2 separate regions of the Homo sapiens genome follow, and region 2 is linked to region 1. The links are chromatin loops, found by intact Hi-C in ENCODE. Cell type or tissue: endothelial cell of umbilical vein. All regions are shown on one strand. Each heading gives the region's core, and the rest is flanking DNA. Links, peaks and the distances in the headings are about the cores only.

Region 1 (8,024 bases), core at 3,465-5,964:
AACATACTTCAAAATAATAAAAGCCACATATAACCAGCCCACAGCCAACATTATACTGAATGGGGAAAAGTTGAAAGCATTCCCCCTAAGAACAGGAACAAGACAAGGATGTTCACTTTCATCACTTCTGTTTATTATAGTACTTGAAGTCCTAGCCAGAGCAATTAGGAAAGAGAAAGAAATAAAGGGCGTCCAAATTGGAAAATATGAAGTCAAACTATTTCTGTTTGCCCATGATATGATCATATAACCAGAAAACCCTAAAGACTCCTCCAAAAGACTCCTAGATTTGATAAATAAATTTAGTAAGGAATCAGGTTACAAAAGCAACACATACAAATCAAGAACACTGCTATCTACCAACAATAATCAAGCTGAAAATAAAATCAAGAACTCAATCCCTTTCACAATAGCTACAAAAACAAAAAGAAAACCCTAGGAATCTACTCAACTGAGGAGGTGAAAAATCTCTACAAGGAGAACTACAAAACACTGCTGAAATAAATCATAGATGACACAAACAAATGAAAATACACTCCATACTCATGGATTGGAAGAATCAGCATTGTGAAAATGACCATACCACTCAAAGCAATGTACAGATTCAATGCAATTTCTATCAAAATACCAACATCATTTTTCACAGAATTAGAAATAACAATTCTAAAATGCATATGGAATCAAAAAAGGAATTCTATGCAAAAATAACAAATCTGGAGACATCACGATAACCCAACTTCAAACTATACTACAATATACTAACTGTAGTTACCAAAACAACATGGTACTGGTATAAAAATAGATATACAGACAAATGGAACAGAACAGAAAATCCAGAAATAAAGCCAAATATTTAGAACAAATTATCTTTGACAAGGTATATGAAAACATAAATTGGGAAAAGGATACCTTGTTCAATAAATGGTTCTAGGAAAACTGGGTAGCCACATGGAGAAGAATCAAACTGGATCCCTGTCTCTCACCATATACACAAATCAACTCAAGATAGATTAAAGACTTAAATCTAAGACTTGAAATCATAAAAATTATAGAAGAAAATCTAGGAATATCTCTTCTGAACATTGGCCTAGGTAAAGAATTCATGACTAAGAACCCAAAAGCAAATGCAACTAAAGCAAAAATAAATCCATGGGACTTAATCAAACAGAAAACTTCTGGATAGCAAAAGAAATAACCATCAGCATGAACATACAGTGCACAGAGTGGGAGAAAACATTTGCAAACTCTGCATCCAAGAAAGGACTAGTATCTAGAATCTGCAAGGAACTGAAGCAAATCAGCAAGGGAAAATCAAGTAATTCCATCAAAAAGTGGGCAAATGACATTGAATGAACACTTTTCAAAAGCAGATATACAAATGGCCAACAAACATGAAAAAATGCTCAACAGCACTAATCAGCAGGGAAATGCAAATTAAAACCACAGTGAGTTACCAGCTTACCCCAGCCAGAATGGCTGTCATTAAAAAGTAAAAAAAAAAAAAAAAAAAAAAAAAAAGGTGTTGACATGAATGTGGTGAAAAGAGAATGCTTATACACTTCTGGTGAAAAGGTAAATTAATACAACTTCTATGGAAAACAGTACGGAGATTTCTCAAATAACTAAAAGTAGATCTACCATTCAATCCAGCAATCCCACTACTGGGTAACTACCCAAAGGAAAAGAAGTCATTATATCAAAAAGACACTTGGATGTGAATGTTTATCATGGCACAATTCACAATTGCAAAGATATGGAAACAATCTAAGTGTCCATCAACCAATGAGTGGATAAAAAAAGCATATACACACACACACACACACACACACACACATATAAATATAAATACCAACATCATTTTTCACAGTGTGTATATATATACACACACACACTATGGAATACTACTGATATGGTTTGGCTGTGTCCCCACCCAAATCTCATCTTGAATTCCCATGTGTTGTGGGAGGGACCCAGTAGAAGGTAACTGAATCATGGGGGCAGGTCTTTCCTGTGCTGTTCTTGTGATAGTGAATGAGTCTCATGAGATCTCATGAGATCTAAGGGGGAGTTTCCCTGCACAAGCTCTCTCTTCGCCTGCTGCTATCCATGTAAGACATTACTTGCTCCTCCTTGCCTTCCACCATGATTTTGAGGCTTCTTCAGTCATGTGGAACAGTAAGTCCATTAAACCTTTTTCTTTTCTAAATTGCCCAGTCTTGGGTATGTCTTTATCAGCAGTGTGAGAATGGACTAATAAAACTACTCAGCCATAAAAGAAAAATAATGCCTTTTGCAGAAACTTGGATATAGCTGAAGGCCATTATTTTAAGTGAAGTAACTCAGGAATGGAAAACCAAATACTGTATGTTCTCACTTATAAATTGGAGCTAAGCTATGAGTACACAAAGACATACAGAGTGGTTAATGGACATTGGAGACTCAGATGGAGGGAGGGTGGGAGGTGGGTGAGGGATAAAAAACTACATATTGGGTACAATTTGCCTTTAGGGTCTTAGTCATGAATTCTTTGCCTAGGCCAATGTCCAGAAGAGATTTTTCTAGGTCTATCTATCTATCTATCTATCTATTGCTATATAGATCTGCCATTTATATAGCTTTAGATAGATAGATAGGTAGATAGATAGATAGATATACAGATATATATATATATTTTCTTGTTCTTTTCTATAGAAGAGAATAAGAATGGAAAAAAAGAAAAAGAAAAAAGAACAGTAAGATTGCTTCAAGAATAAAATTATAAAATTACTTAAATATTACATGTTTATGTAGAATTTTAAAAATGTGTGTAAAAAAGAGAAAAAGAAAACACAAACTACCCATAATCCTGCCACCCAGGGCCAGTTGCTGTTATAATTTTGTTGAATATGTTTTCAGGCATTTTTTTAAATCCATATCTAGATATTTAAGTATAAGAAATAAAAAATGTAATAGTGCCTTTTGTCATATTTTCTAACATCCTTTTCACTGAATAACATATGATAAACATTTTTAAATAATAAATTTTATACTAAAATTTGGCTAGCTGCATAGCATTTCATTTTGTGCAAGGGATTTATTTAATCATTCCCAGATTGCCTGTTTTTTCACTTTTTCTTTTGCTATAATATTTAGCACTGTGAAGATCAATCTGGTAAGCACATCCTTAAGAAGTTACTTTAGGGATATTTTTAAGTCAGAAAAAATTATTAATGTTATAGTTTGTAATCAATATAACATTATAAACATGAATAGAAAATGGCCTCCAAGATGGTAGAAAATGTAATAAGAAGGTTACTTTAGTTTTTAATTTCCAAGTGTATAAAAACAACTTAAAATTTTAAAGAAATAAATGTGTGTAGTTAAGACGTCAAATTTCCCTGGAGGGTTTTTAGGAAAAGCAGCTCTATGAAGAAGGATGAAGCTTGTATTGTCTAATAAAAGAGTGGTGATCCGTCTTTATGTTTTGGAAACCCTAATATGAGAATGTGAAGATCATTTTTAGGGGATACGACCTCCTACAATCAGGCCTTAATTCTTTTGAATGTTTCTTTCAGTTTTTAAGAAAACAACTCTCCTTGTTGGAAGAGCAAAAACCTGTCTGTTGGGCATCTGCTTCCGGGTGAAGTTTAGCTTGGTCTGTTAGTCTATGGACTTCAATTATGCCCTTGTTCCATATTTAGTCCCATGACTCACCCTGACCCTCTGTTGTACCTAGAATCCTCAAATTCAAGCTTCATGTAGTTCTTTAGGGCAGATCATTTCCTTTCACAGATGCTCACTGTCTTAGTTCAACGTTGCTATCACAGAGTACCTGAGACTGAGTAATTTATAAAGAAAAGAGGTTTATTTGGCTAGTGAACCTGGTGGCTTCAAAGTCCAAGGTTGGGCAGCCCTTCTGATGAGGCTCTTGTTATGCTTCAACTCACAGCAGAAACATGGAAGGAAGAGGACATGTGTAGAGAGAACAAACACAAGAAGGGACTATCTGCTTTCTAGGTAACTAATCCAGTCCCATCATAGTAAGAACTTAATCCCGCAAGATGGCATTAACCTATTCATGGCAGATCCTGTCCCATAACCCAAACATCTCCCACTAGGCCCCACCTCCCAACACTGCCACCTTGGGAGTCAAATTTCAACATGAGTTTTCTTGTGGCAGATCACAACCAAACCATATCACTCACCTATCTCTACCTATTCTTGACTATTGTTTTTTCCACTTGGATCATTCACAACTCCTGCATATGATTTCCATTTTTCTAAAAATCTATTGAAATCTTGAATGAAATATTGAGTGTTTATGGTCTCCCCTTTCTCTTCTTTGTTGTGAGTTTATACATTGGTCAAGCAAATTTGTTCAAAATAAGGTTACTTTTTGAATCATTTTTTTTGTGCTATTTTCTTTTTATTATTTCAAAATGTAACGAGTCTTAATAAAACATTATAATAGGTAAGACCATGACAGAATTGTTTTCCCAATAAGAAAACCTATTAGCTGATAAAAGGAGAATAAATGTACTTATGAAACCTCTAATCAATGTGCTAATTGAAAAAGTAGTTCTTTTTCATTGTTGCCAGAACATAAGGATCATTACTGTAACTCATTCATTAGTCTCCAAAGAAGGAGATTGCTCAAACAACTTGACTTCTGGTATTCTTTTAGACATACTGTTCCTATAACACTTTCCCTTATGCATTCTAGCTGACCTAGGGGCAAATTAAAAATTATCAATATAACTAAGATTTCCTCTCTAATTTGCTGCTGTGACTCAGTGCAGTTCACTTTTTGGTGATTAATAAATAGCTAAGGCAACTTGCCCTGTGGACTGGCACAGGATTTCCTGTCTAGTCATCAATCCATTAATCTGGAAACATCAACTAAAATACAGTGTTATTATTGGGCAAAGGACTAGAAGGAGTATAAAATGTGCCCATAGGTAGAAAATGAAGAATTCAGCATCTATTTCCAGACTCCTCAAATTATGCTACTTGAAAATCATTACTGTACCATCACCTGTTAGTCTAGGAAAAACAAAATTAAGAACCATTGTTTGCTTCATATATTAATTGAATTTGTGAGGAGAAACCTAAACAGAGTATTTTAGAGAGTTCATGGCAATCATAGGCCACACTCCCAAGGGCTTTGGTTATTTTCATAACCTAACCCTGTGCCTCCCTAGAAGATCATAGTTCTTGGTGATTTTTGGATGGCTTTTGGTGGATTTTTTAAGCTGTTAAAATTTAGTTACGATTTTCTTAATTTTATTTTTACTTGTCTTCATTAATGAGGCAGAATAGCTAAATACTGGGGATTTATAGAGCTTGGCATTCAAATGTATCTCTTTATTCCAAGAAAGCTGCAGATATCATCTATGCTAATGCTTCCTAAGGTTGCCTGATTGTAGAAATCATTTAATGTGTGCATTGGTTAGCCTCAAAACTCAGTTGCTCAACGTGACCATCTGTTATTGCCTACAAATCTGTAGGCTGACTGCACTTCTGCCAACTGAGTAGTTGCCAGTCAGCTTGGCCTGGCTGATCTTGGTTGGGCTTGCTGTGTCTGCAGTCATTTCTCAGGCACAGTTGGATGGTCTCACTCATATGTCTGATAGCTAACTGGCTATTGACTGGGGTGACAAGGGCCACATGTCTTGAATAATTCAGCAGACTAGATTGGGCCTGCTCACACAGTGGCAGCAAACAAGAGCATAAGTAGAGGCAAGCAAGACCTCCTGAGGTCTAGCACAGCACCAGCCCAGTGTTACTTCTGCCACACTCTTTTGGTCAGAGCAAGTCGCAAGACCAGCCCAAATTCAAGGGTGGGGAAACAGACTTCACAACTTTGGGAGAGGAGCAGGGATGATACATTGAAAGTGGCATGGATTCAGGAAAGGTGGAGAATTCTGACCATATTTACAAAACATCTATCTCAGGATACATGTTTAAAAATGCAGATTCCTAGGTTCTGCCACTGATATCAATGTCCCTTTTCAGATCAAACAAGCTTGTCAACTCTATTCAATACCAACCCCAATTGGTGCTCTCAGGAAACCTAGGGAACTGTCTAGTCTATTCCATCTTGCCCACAATCTCCCCTCTCTCTCTCAGATCGAAGACCTCTCACAACCCCATTTTCTGCAAAACAAGGTCAACTAGGCTGAACTTTTTAGCTCTCCTTTGGAAACATGGGGCAATAACATGTTCCGGGGATAGACTGTAGCTCATGGCATTTGTATGCCAATGTTACTAGCCATTGGTCAAATTTGGTTCTCAAAATATGATGCTATTAGCCCTATAACAAAGTAACTAAATTCATTCCTTCAACAAACATTTATTGAATATCTATCATCTACCAGACACTGTCAACATAAAGATATTAAACATAGCCTTTTGCTTAAACCTTGGTTTTACTAGAGGAAAGAAAAGGACTTTATTACCAGAAAACTTTCAGGAATGATTTGGAATTAGTGATATTAAGCAAAAAATATATTTTATTATGTAATTTGCCCTAAGCATTGACAAAAGGTTTTTTATCTTGAAAATTCATGTAACTTTTGTTATATAGAAATATTTTTTTTTAAAAAAAGAATTTAATGTTCAGGATCAAAATGAGCACTCTTAATTTTTGTATTCCTGTATTTTTCTTTCTTTGTTGGAGGTATCTTTGTTACTTGAAATTTAGTAAAATAAGGAGTAGAATAGATCTTAAAAATAATTTAAATTCACAATGTGACTCAGGTTGAAGAGAAAATTTTATTTCTTGCCAAGGAAATTGTTATAGATAAGATCATTTAAATGTTTATAGTGATTGAGCTATACCAGTGAGTTCTCATGTATTTACTAGTCTATAATAATCGTTCTTACCAGGCATGGTGGTGTGCACCTGTAGTTCCAGCTATTTGGGAGGCTGAGGTAATAACTTGAGCCCAGGAGTTTGAGGCTGCAGTGAGCTATGATTGTGCCTGTGAACAGACACTGCACTCCAGCTTAGACAACACAGACAGACCCCCATCTCTAAATATATATATGTGTGTTCTTAAATAATGAGATCTTTCTTCTTTTCAGAAAATTGTTATTGAGTGCCTATGAAATGCTAAAAGTTTGAGATATATCAGTGAACAAAACAAAGATCCTTGCTTTTGTGGAGCTTAATTCTAGCATATTGAAATTCAAAGGATTTCCTAACCTCTAAGGGTTTTGGCGGTTGGTAACTTAGTCAGCTTAGGCTGCTATAACAAAATACCATAGACCAGGCAGCTTAAACCATAGCTTAAACTCACAGTTTACAGGCTGGTAGGTCTAAGATCAAGGGTCTGTCAGATTTAGTTCCTTGTGAGGGCTCTCTCTTTGGGTGGCAGATAGCTGCCTTCTTGCTCTTGCTGTACCCTCACATGGCTGAGAGGAAACTCTGGTGTCTCTTTTTCTTCTTATAGGGGCACTAATACCATCATGGGGGCTCTACCCTAAAGACTTAACTACCTCCCAAAGGCCTCACCTGCTGTGTATTAGTCTGTTTTCATACAGCTGATAAAGACATACCCAAGACAGGGTAATTTATAAAGAAAAAGAGGTTTAATGGACTCACAGTTCCACATGGCTGGGGAGGCTTCATGATCATGGTGGAAGGCAAGAGGCACGTCTTACATGGCAGCAGACAAGACAGAATGAGAGCTAAGCGAAAGGGGAATCCCCTTATAAAATCATCAGATCTCGGGGGACTTATTCACTACCATGAGATTAGTATGGGGGGAACCACCTCCGTGATTCAGTTATCTCCAACTATGTCCCTCCCACAACATATGGGAATTATGGGAGCTACAATTCAAGGTGAGATTTGGGCGGGAACACAGCCAAACCATATCATCATATTGAAGTAAGACTTCAATACATGAGTTTTGGAGGAGACACAGACATTCAGTCCATAACAGTGACAGTACCTTGTACTCAAAGTAAAAAATAAAAATCAAGGGAAAGGTGAGACAAATATGGTGTTATAGGAGTCCTCATTTTGTAAATTTTCCCCC
Region 2 (8,024 bases), core at 2,216-4,715, 51 kb after region 1:
TTCATCCACTGATTCCTCAGTACGTTTGTTAAGAAGTCATTTCATAGCTGGGCGTGGTGGCTCACGCCTTTAATCCCAGCACTTTGGGAGGCCGAGGTGGGCAGATCACGAGTTCAGGAGATCGAGACCATCCTGGCAAACACGGTGAAACCCCATCTCTACTAAAAATACAAAAAATTAGCCGGGTGTGGTGGTGGGTGCCTGTAGTCCCAGCTACTCGGGAGGCGGAGCTTGCAGTGAGCCGAGATGGCACCACTGCACTCCAGCCTGGGCGACAGAGCGAGACTCCATCTCAAAAAGAAAAAAAAAAAAAAAAAGTCATTTCATATCAGACCCTGCGCTGGGTGACTAGCACGTGTATGACTGTGTTTGTGTTTACGTGTTATTTACAATGAGTCATGGCAGGGTTCTTGAACTTTCTTGGTCACAGCACCCCTAGTCTGTTAGTACTATTTTTATGGCTCCACCAGTCTGAGAGTAATAACTAACAGTTCTTTTTTTTTTTTTTTTTAACAATTAGGCTTAAACAACTTAAGAAGTACATATGGATTAACAATTTGGTAGACATTTGAAAAACATTCTTCTCTGGATACAGCCAGCAGGATACCCAAGAGTTCCTGACATTCCTTATGGGAGCGGCTACACCTTGAAATCAACCACGGAGGCCGCGGGGCTCCACCAGTCCCTGCCCATGGTCCAGCTCCCTCTCCACCCCACCAAGGGGAGTGCTCTGCTAAAAGAGTCTGAGTTAAATGATGCTGACTGGGCCAACCTAATGTGGAAGCGTTATCTGGAAGAACAAGAGGACAGCAAGATGGTGGATCTGTTTGTGGGCCAGATGAAAAGTTATCTCAAGTGCCAGGCCTGTGGGTACCACTCTATGACCTTCAAGGTTTTTTTTTTTTGTGACCTCTCCCTGACCATCCCCAAGAAAGGATTTGCTGGGGGCAAGGTGTCTCTGCGGGATTGTTTAAGCCTTTTCACCAAGGAAGAAGAGCTAGAGTTAGAGAATGCCTCAGTGTGTGACCCACATTGGCAGAAAACACATGGTGCCAAAAGTTGACAGTACAAAGATTCCCTTGAATCTTCATGCTCCATCTGAATCAATTTTCTGCCTCCTGAGGCTCCATCAAGAAAAGTTCTGTAGGTGTAGACTTCCCACTGCAGTGACTGAGCCTAGGGGACTTTGCCAGTGACAAAGTCGGAAGTCCTGTCTACCAGCTGTGTGCCCTTTGGAACCACTCAGGCAGCATCCACTGTGGCCACTACACAACCCTGTGCCAGTGCCAGACTGGTTGGCACGTTTACAATGACTCTTGTGTCTCCCCTGTAAGTGAAAACCAGGTGGCATCCAGTGAAGCCTACTGTTCTACCAACTGACGCAGGAGCCACCCCAGTGCCTGTGACACCCCCTCTAAGCCCTGGCCCCTGTGAAGCCCTTTAAACACCCTTAAGCCCCAGGCTCCCCATATATCTCAGAGACATCTATTTTTGTGTCTTTTAAGTCAGAGAGTGGGGAGAGGGTGGTTGTAGCTCCCATTATATATTTTTTCAAATTAAAAAGTACCTTTCCAAGTGGAGGATCCCTGGTCTCCCAGTCCCATGTACAGAGCTCACCAGGCCCCTGCACATGTACAGCCCCCAGACCCTCTGTAATCTCATTTTTTGTGAAAAAAAAGTACTTAAAATTTGAAATGTATTTAAAATTGAAAAACATACTTTGAAAAAAGTATTTTTATTTTATTTGTAAATAACCACCGTTACTTACAAATGGGATTTATGTGCATGTTGGTCACTGCACAAATTCTCAAACCTTAGAATCAGATTGGATACCACCACCCTCATTTTCCATTCCATACTGCATGCTTACTTGCATTTTAAGATAGTGACCACTAAATTCAACTTTGCCAAAAATATGACATTATGAAAAAGAATGTAGCATAATATAAATTTGAACCTCAACACCTTTGAGCCAGGAGTTCATGTGGTATCTGACCAGATGCTGTGTTTCTCTAGAAAATTTAAAATATCCCATAGCAACCCTATGAATTTGCTGTGGCACCCTGGGGTGCCTCAGTGTACAGTTTGGGATCTGTGGGACATGGATTCTGTTCTCCTGTTTTTTTATAGTCTGATAGAGAAGAGATGTCATATAAATAAGGAAGGATAGATTAGGTGCTATAAAAAATTCAACAGGTTAGAGCAGGGGTTCATTTGTGATATCATGAGCCAACAGAATAACAAAATAAAATGGTAGTGACTATGGAGGGTGCCTTTTTTTTTGAGTCAGGGTCTCACTCTGTTGTCCAGGCTGCGGTGCAGTGGTGCAATCATGGCTCACTGCATCCTCAACTTCCTAGGCTCAAATGATCCTCCTACCTCAGCCTCCCAGGTAGCTGGGACTATAACCATGTGCCACCACAGCTGGAAAATTTTTAAAATTTTTTCTAGAGAAAAAGTCTCACTTCATTACCCAGACTGGTGTCAAACTCCTGGGCTCAAGCAATCCTCCCACCTGAGTGTCCAAAAGTGCTGGGATAACAGTCATAAGCCACCGTGCCCCACCTGGTTGTTTATTTTCATGTTAGCAAAAGGACATCAAATTTTCAAAAATCATGCACTACTATCATCATTTTAATTACTTTTAAAATTTAGGAATAACTTAGGGTAATTTTTACATATGTAAATATTCATGTAACCATAACCTAGATCAGGAAATAGAATCATCTCAGAGGTACTCTCAGGTCGTTTCCAGTGAATACCTCACCTCTACCCCTCGCCCCATCCCAGGGAGAAAACTATTATATTGATCTCTAACCCTATAGAGTAGATCTACTAGTTATTGAACTTTATATAAATGGAATTATACAGTGTGGACTCTTATGTCTCACTTCTGTCTCAGCACAATGTCTGTGACATTCATTCACATTTTTGCATGCATGGGTAATTTGTTCTTTTTTCTTTGTATGAATATATCACACTATCTTAAAAAATTCTTTTTTTAAAAAAGGAATTTCTCAAATTGGAAAAAGTTATCTTTTTACTTTCTTCATAGATGTACTGCATAAGCACGCTTCCTGAAGTAATATATTATTTAATCAGTTTTGTTTGCTTGGAAACTTTAGAAAATTGTATGCCATTTTTTAAAGAATTGATTTCTTTTGCAACTTCCTTTTTCACTCAGTATTATGCTTGTGAGTCATCCATATTCAAAATAACCTATTGTTCATTTATTTTTAGTGCTGTATATAATTGTTTTTTGAAAAGGCACAATTTATCCATTTCCCTGATGATGGACATAAAAGAGTCATTTGTATCCTAAATATGAAGAGAATTTTCTTTCATCAGACATTCAATACTAAGCATTTGCCATAATTGTAACCTATCTTTTTTTTTTTTTGCATATTTTTCTAAGACCACTGTCTCATTGGAGGCTATTTTTAACATAAGTCTGCAAACCTAAGGCAGTCCTGGAATAGTTGTCATGCAGTGTGTTCAACGTGGCTCTTCTCAATTCACAGAGGGACTCTATATAGCCCATGGTCACACATCCCCAGATAGGCTCTGACCTCCTTATTAACAACACCCAAACCTCAGGAAATCTCTCAATAGAGCTTTCGACAAAAAGAGAACTGCACGGTGCCAAGTAAGGAACCTGACATCTCAGTCAATGTCAACCAGGGACCCCATTGAAAGAGTGATCCTGGAGCACATTGTAACAGCAAGAAACGCAGAAATATTTTCCAGCTACAAGAGAAAGGCATTAAATTGAATGCCTCTGAAATTAAGAAGTCCATATGCCTTTAAAACCTTCCAGTTCCTTTATCTAATAGGACCGTTTTGCCTTTATCATTGAATTCCCAAAGGCTTACTGACAGAAGACAATCATAAGAGCTAAGCAAAGCCCACTGCTATTAAATGTTTCCTAAGTAACAGGCACTCACTGAGCTAAGTGCTTTTATATGGTTGATCTCACTCATTCCTCATAACGAGAATGTTGACAAAGCTACTGTCATTATTAGTCCCATTTGATGGATGAAGCGGAAGTAATTTGCCCCAAGTCCTACAGCTAGTGTTAGCAGCATGGATTTGAAAACAGGTGGTTGTGACTTCAGAGCTTGTGTTCTTAGCCAGACACTTGTGCCCCTTGGCCCCTGTCTGTCCAGCTGCCAGTCTATGGGGACTGATGATATCTTGAATATAAGGATTGGAGACAGAGTAAGGCCATGTACAAGGGGCATTTGGCATCTTTGGAGTAACAGGTCTATGTTTTAGTGTTACTACAAAGTCTTCACTTGTGTTCATTCTTTTTTGTTCAGAAACACGCTGCGGGACACAGAAGGAATAGAACTCACAGTTATGAAGGCTCTAGTTCTAGACATTCTGTTCAAAGCTTCCACAGATATTATTTTATTTAATCATGACTCCAGCTCTGTGAGGTTGAGCATAAAATCCACAATGGCTGAGAAAACTGATGCTTAGAGAGATTGCTTGAGGCATGTGTTTTGTAGATAGGATTTAAACCTATGGCTTTAGCCTCTCAATCCAGATCCCTTTCTATAAGCCCCAAGGCCAGGGGAAGCTTTTGAGGACTATAATCTTACATCACTTATCTAACCATTTTAAAAACTCAGTATTTGGGACTCATAAGCCCATTAGAAATCATATTTTGTTTAGTCCTCTTTAAAATCTGCATTTAAATTAGCCTTAAGATCTGTTTAAATATAGGCTCAGAAAACGAATATGAGGGCTCCAAGGCAAATCTCATATGTCATATTTCTCAGGCTATCTATGAGTTTGCATCCTCTTTTCTAAAAGATACCACCTCCCAACTTTCTGTTAAGACGAAATAGGAAAATGCAAAAAGGCCATTATTTAATGATAACTTACTGAGAGCCATTTCGAGGGTACCTCTTTGATAACACAACTACAACTAACAATAAATATTTTAAGTGGACAAACTCAGGAGTTTCAAAAAGCTGGAAATTAATTGCCTACTAAACCCTTGACCTGAACTGAGAAGAAGCGGCTGCCGTTTTGTACAACATGGCCTCCCCCTCTGCCAGAGCTGATTGGACAAGGGTGGACACATGACTCAAGCTGGGCCAATTAGATTTACTTTCTCAGTTATTTGTAATGGGACTGAGAGAGATTCGCTCTCTTCAAGTGGCTAAACCTGCACTATCTAAACTCTGGAACCACGGGACAGGGAGCTGAGCAGTGAAACCACTCTGTGAAAAAGAAGAATGAAGTAGATGTGCTGTATATATCGGTCAGGTTCAGTCAGGAAAACAGAAACTACACCAGCTATTTTAACAGAAGAGTTAATAATGCCACTTGGTTAAAAGGCTTTGGGGGCTGTAGTGGCAAACAGGGAACATGGAAGTTTTACAGAGATAGTAACTTCAGGAAGCAGCTCACATTCTTAGGGCTAGGGGAACAAATGGAGGAAGTTACCAGAACCTGGAGGTTTGGAAAAGAAACATGAAGAGCTGAGACTCAGACCTCTGAAGGAGGAGTACCATTGGCTGGTGTTGGTGCCTCTGAAACTGACAGGAAGTCCCCACAGATGGAGGCCCAGGAAGAGGGCGCTGGCCAGCTGCAGCTGGTGTCTCCAAAGGGTCACCATGAGGCGGGTTATGGGTGTGCAGGACAAAGCTGGAAACAGGAACCAGATGCTGCTGCTGGGGCAAAGACCTGTGATAGGTGATACAGTCAGCAACAGCCAGACAACTAGGGACAAGGTAGCAAGTAGTCCCTTCTCCCTCCTTCAGCCTGGCAGATTCTCTCTAGCATCCCTTCCCCTCCATAAAGCCTGGCATGGAACCAGTTAGCGAGGGGAAAAAAAAGTGATTTGTAGAGACCTAGCTGAAGCATCACAAAGAAGAGTTAAGAAGGGTGTGTTTGGAGCCAAGAGATAAAAGTTCAATGGCCAGGACACACGGACAGATGTGGCCTTGAGGGTCCATGTGACTCTGCAGTCTCTAGCCTGGAGGGTTCTCACAAGCAGCACTCTTGACATTTGGGGCCAGATAATTCTTTGACGTGGGGGCTGTCCTGGGCATTGTAAGATATTGAACACCATCCCTGGCCTCTTCCCACTAGATGCCAATAGCACCTCCCCAGCTGTGACAACTAAAAATGTTTCCAGACATTGCCAGTGTCCCCTGGAGGGCAGAATTACCCCCAGTTGAGATCCACTGAGCTAAGTTCTTGCTTTGTGTTCTGTAAGACATCCCTGCTCTTTTAATTCTCCTTTTTCCATTAAATTCCATTAAATTCTTTCAATTTAGGTCTTATAACCTGCAACCCAGGGAGTCTTAAAAGCTATCCTAACATTTGCTGAGATCTTAAATATGTCCCAGGCCCTGTGCTAAGCATTTACAGGCATCATCTACTTTAATGTTCTCCACAATCCTATGAATCAGGTACAGGTATTTTGCCCTCACTTCACAGAAGAGGAAACTGAGGATCTAAGAGGATACTGACCCCCAGCCACTGAATGGAATGGGTACTTTACAACCATGAGGCTTTACTGTAATATGTCACCACTCACCAGCGTGACAGGCAGCCACCTTCTTATCCTAGATCCTTTACTTATATTCAGTTGAACCATATGAAATTGCTGTTTTTTACATCAAAGAGGTGAGATATCAGCAATTTACTTTGGTTCCAATGGGTGCCTTCTGCCCTTTGCCAGGAATGCCTGCCTCCATCCACTGATCTTACCCGTCTTTCAGGCTGGTTTTTACTCCTCCATCCACCACGAGTTCTTCCTGGACCACTTATGGAGCTAATGGAGATATATGGGGTTGCTAGGACTCCCATAACAAAGTATCACTGACTGAATCCAGCAACAAAATTTATTTTCTCACAGTTCTGGAGGCTGGAAGTCTGAGTTCAGGATGTCACAGGGTTGATTTATTCTGAGGCCTCTCTCCTAGGCTTGCAGACGGCCACCTTCTCACTCTGTCTTCACACAGTCCTCCTTCTGGGCATGTCTGGATCCTGATCTCTTCTTCTATGGACACCAGTCATATTGGATGAAGGCCCACCTTAATGACCTCATTTTAAGGTAATCACCTTTTTAAAGACCTACCTTCAAATATAGTCACATTCTACGGTACTGGGTTTAGGACTTCATCATATGGACTTGGGGAAGGGAGCATAATTCAGCACACAGCAGGAGCCCCCATCCTCCTAGAAGCACACAGTGCCTGCTATTTATGAGATTCATTCATCACTCAATTATATCTCTCTTATTTGGCTCTTTTTTTTGAGATGGAGTCTCACTCTGTCAGGCTGGAGTGCAGTGCCATGATCTCGACTCACTGCAACCTCCAACTCCCTAGTTCAAGCAATTCTCCTGCCTCAGCCTCCTGAGTAGCTGGGATTACAGGCATGTACCACTATGCCCAGCTAATTTTTGTATTTTTAGTAGAGACGGGGTTTCACCACGTTGGCCAGGATAGTCGCGATCTCCTGACCTTGTGATCTGCCCGCCTCAGCCTCCCAAAGTGCTGGGATTACAGACGTGAGCCACCATGCCCGGCCTTATTTGGCTCTTTATACATATGTGTATATATATATATATCTTGTTCCTTCAAGAAGTCCATAAGCTTATTAAAAACACTGCCTCCCCAAAACCTAGCACAGTGGTAGGCACTGATCAATAGGATATTGTACAGTTATCATCGAATATCATAGCCATGTTAAAGCAGGAACATTGACTTAAAAATATCCCATGATTCCATCCAGCTTTTAGTTTCCAGGGCTTACTGCTCTTTAAAACCAATTTTTATGCAGTTAAAACACACTTTGAGGTCTCTTGAAAACCTTTATTATTACTTTAATTTTCCTCATGATGAGACAGCATGAATGCTATCAAGAACTGAGCTTTAACAACACGCAAAACTGATTTGCCCTGCTGGAGGCCCTCAAGGTTTTCAGTTCTAACTACTGATGAAGTAAGCACAGACTCTAAGATAAAGGGGAGAGAAAGAAAAATATCAAGACCAAAACAG

Evidence for each region. A loop is a pair of places that touch in the nucleus more often than their neighbours do. Peaks named below come from ENCODE experiments on the same cell type or tissue, not always from the same donor. Only the 100,000 strongest peaks of a DNase experiment are listed, where the experiment ranks them.
Region 2: a loop joins it to region 1, with 5 times the contacts of the local background. A loop is called at or near these places in 2 of 110 quality-filtered maps.

The regions. Positions count from the first base shown.
Region 1 is chr2:224,117,939-224,125,962 of GRCh38, forward strand. No RefSeq gene overlaps it. Among named protein-coding and RNA genes, the nearest start is that of SERPINE2, 83 kb to the left of the region's middle. In endothelial cell of umbilical vein, for the core only: no CTCF peak of the experiment used is centred there; a DNase peak (open chromatin) is centred at 4,803.
Region 2 is chr2:224,170,136-224,178,159 of GRCh38, forward strand. It overlaps the pseudogene USP21P1. Among named protein-coding and RNA genes, the nearest start is that of SERPINE2, 130 kb to the left of the region's middle. In endothelial cell of umbilical vein, for the core only: no CTCF peak of the experiment used is centred there; a DNase peak (open chromatin) is centred at 3,296; H3K27ac peaks cover 403 bases.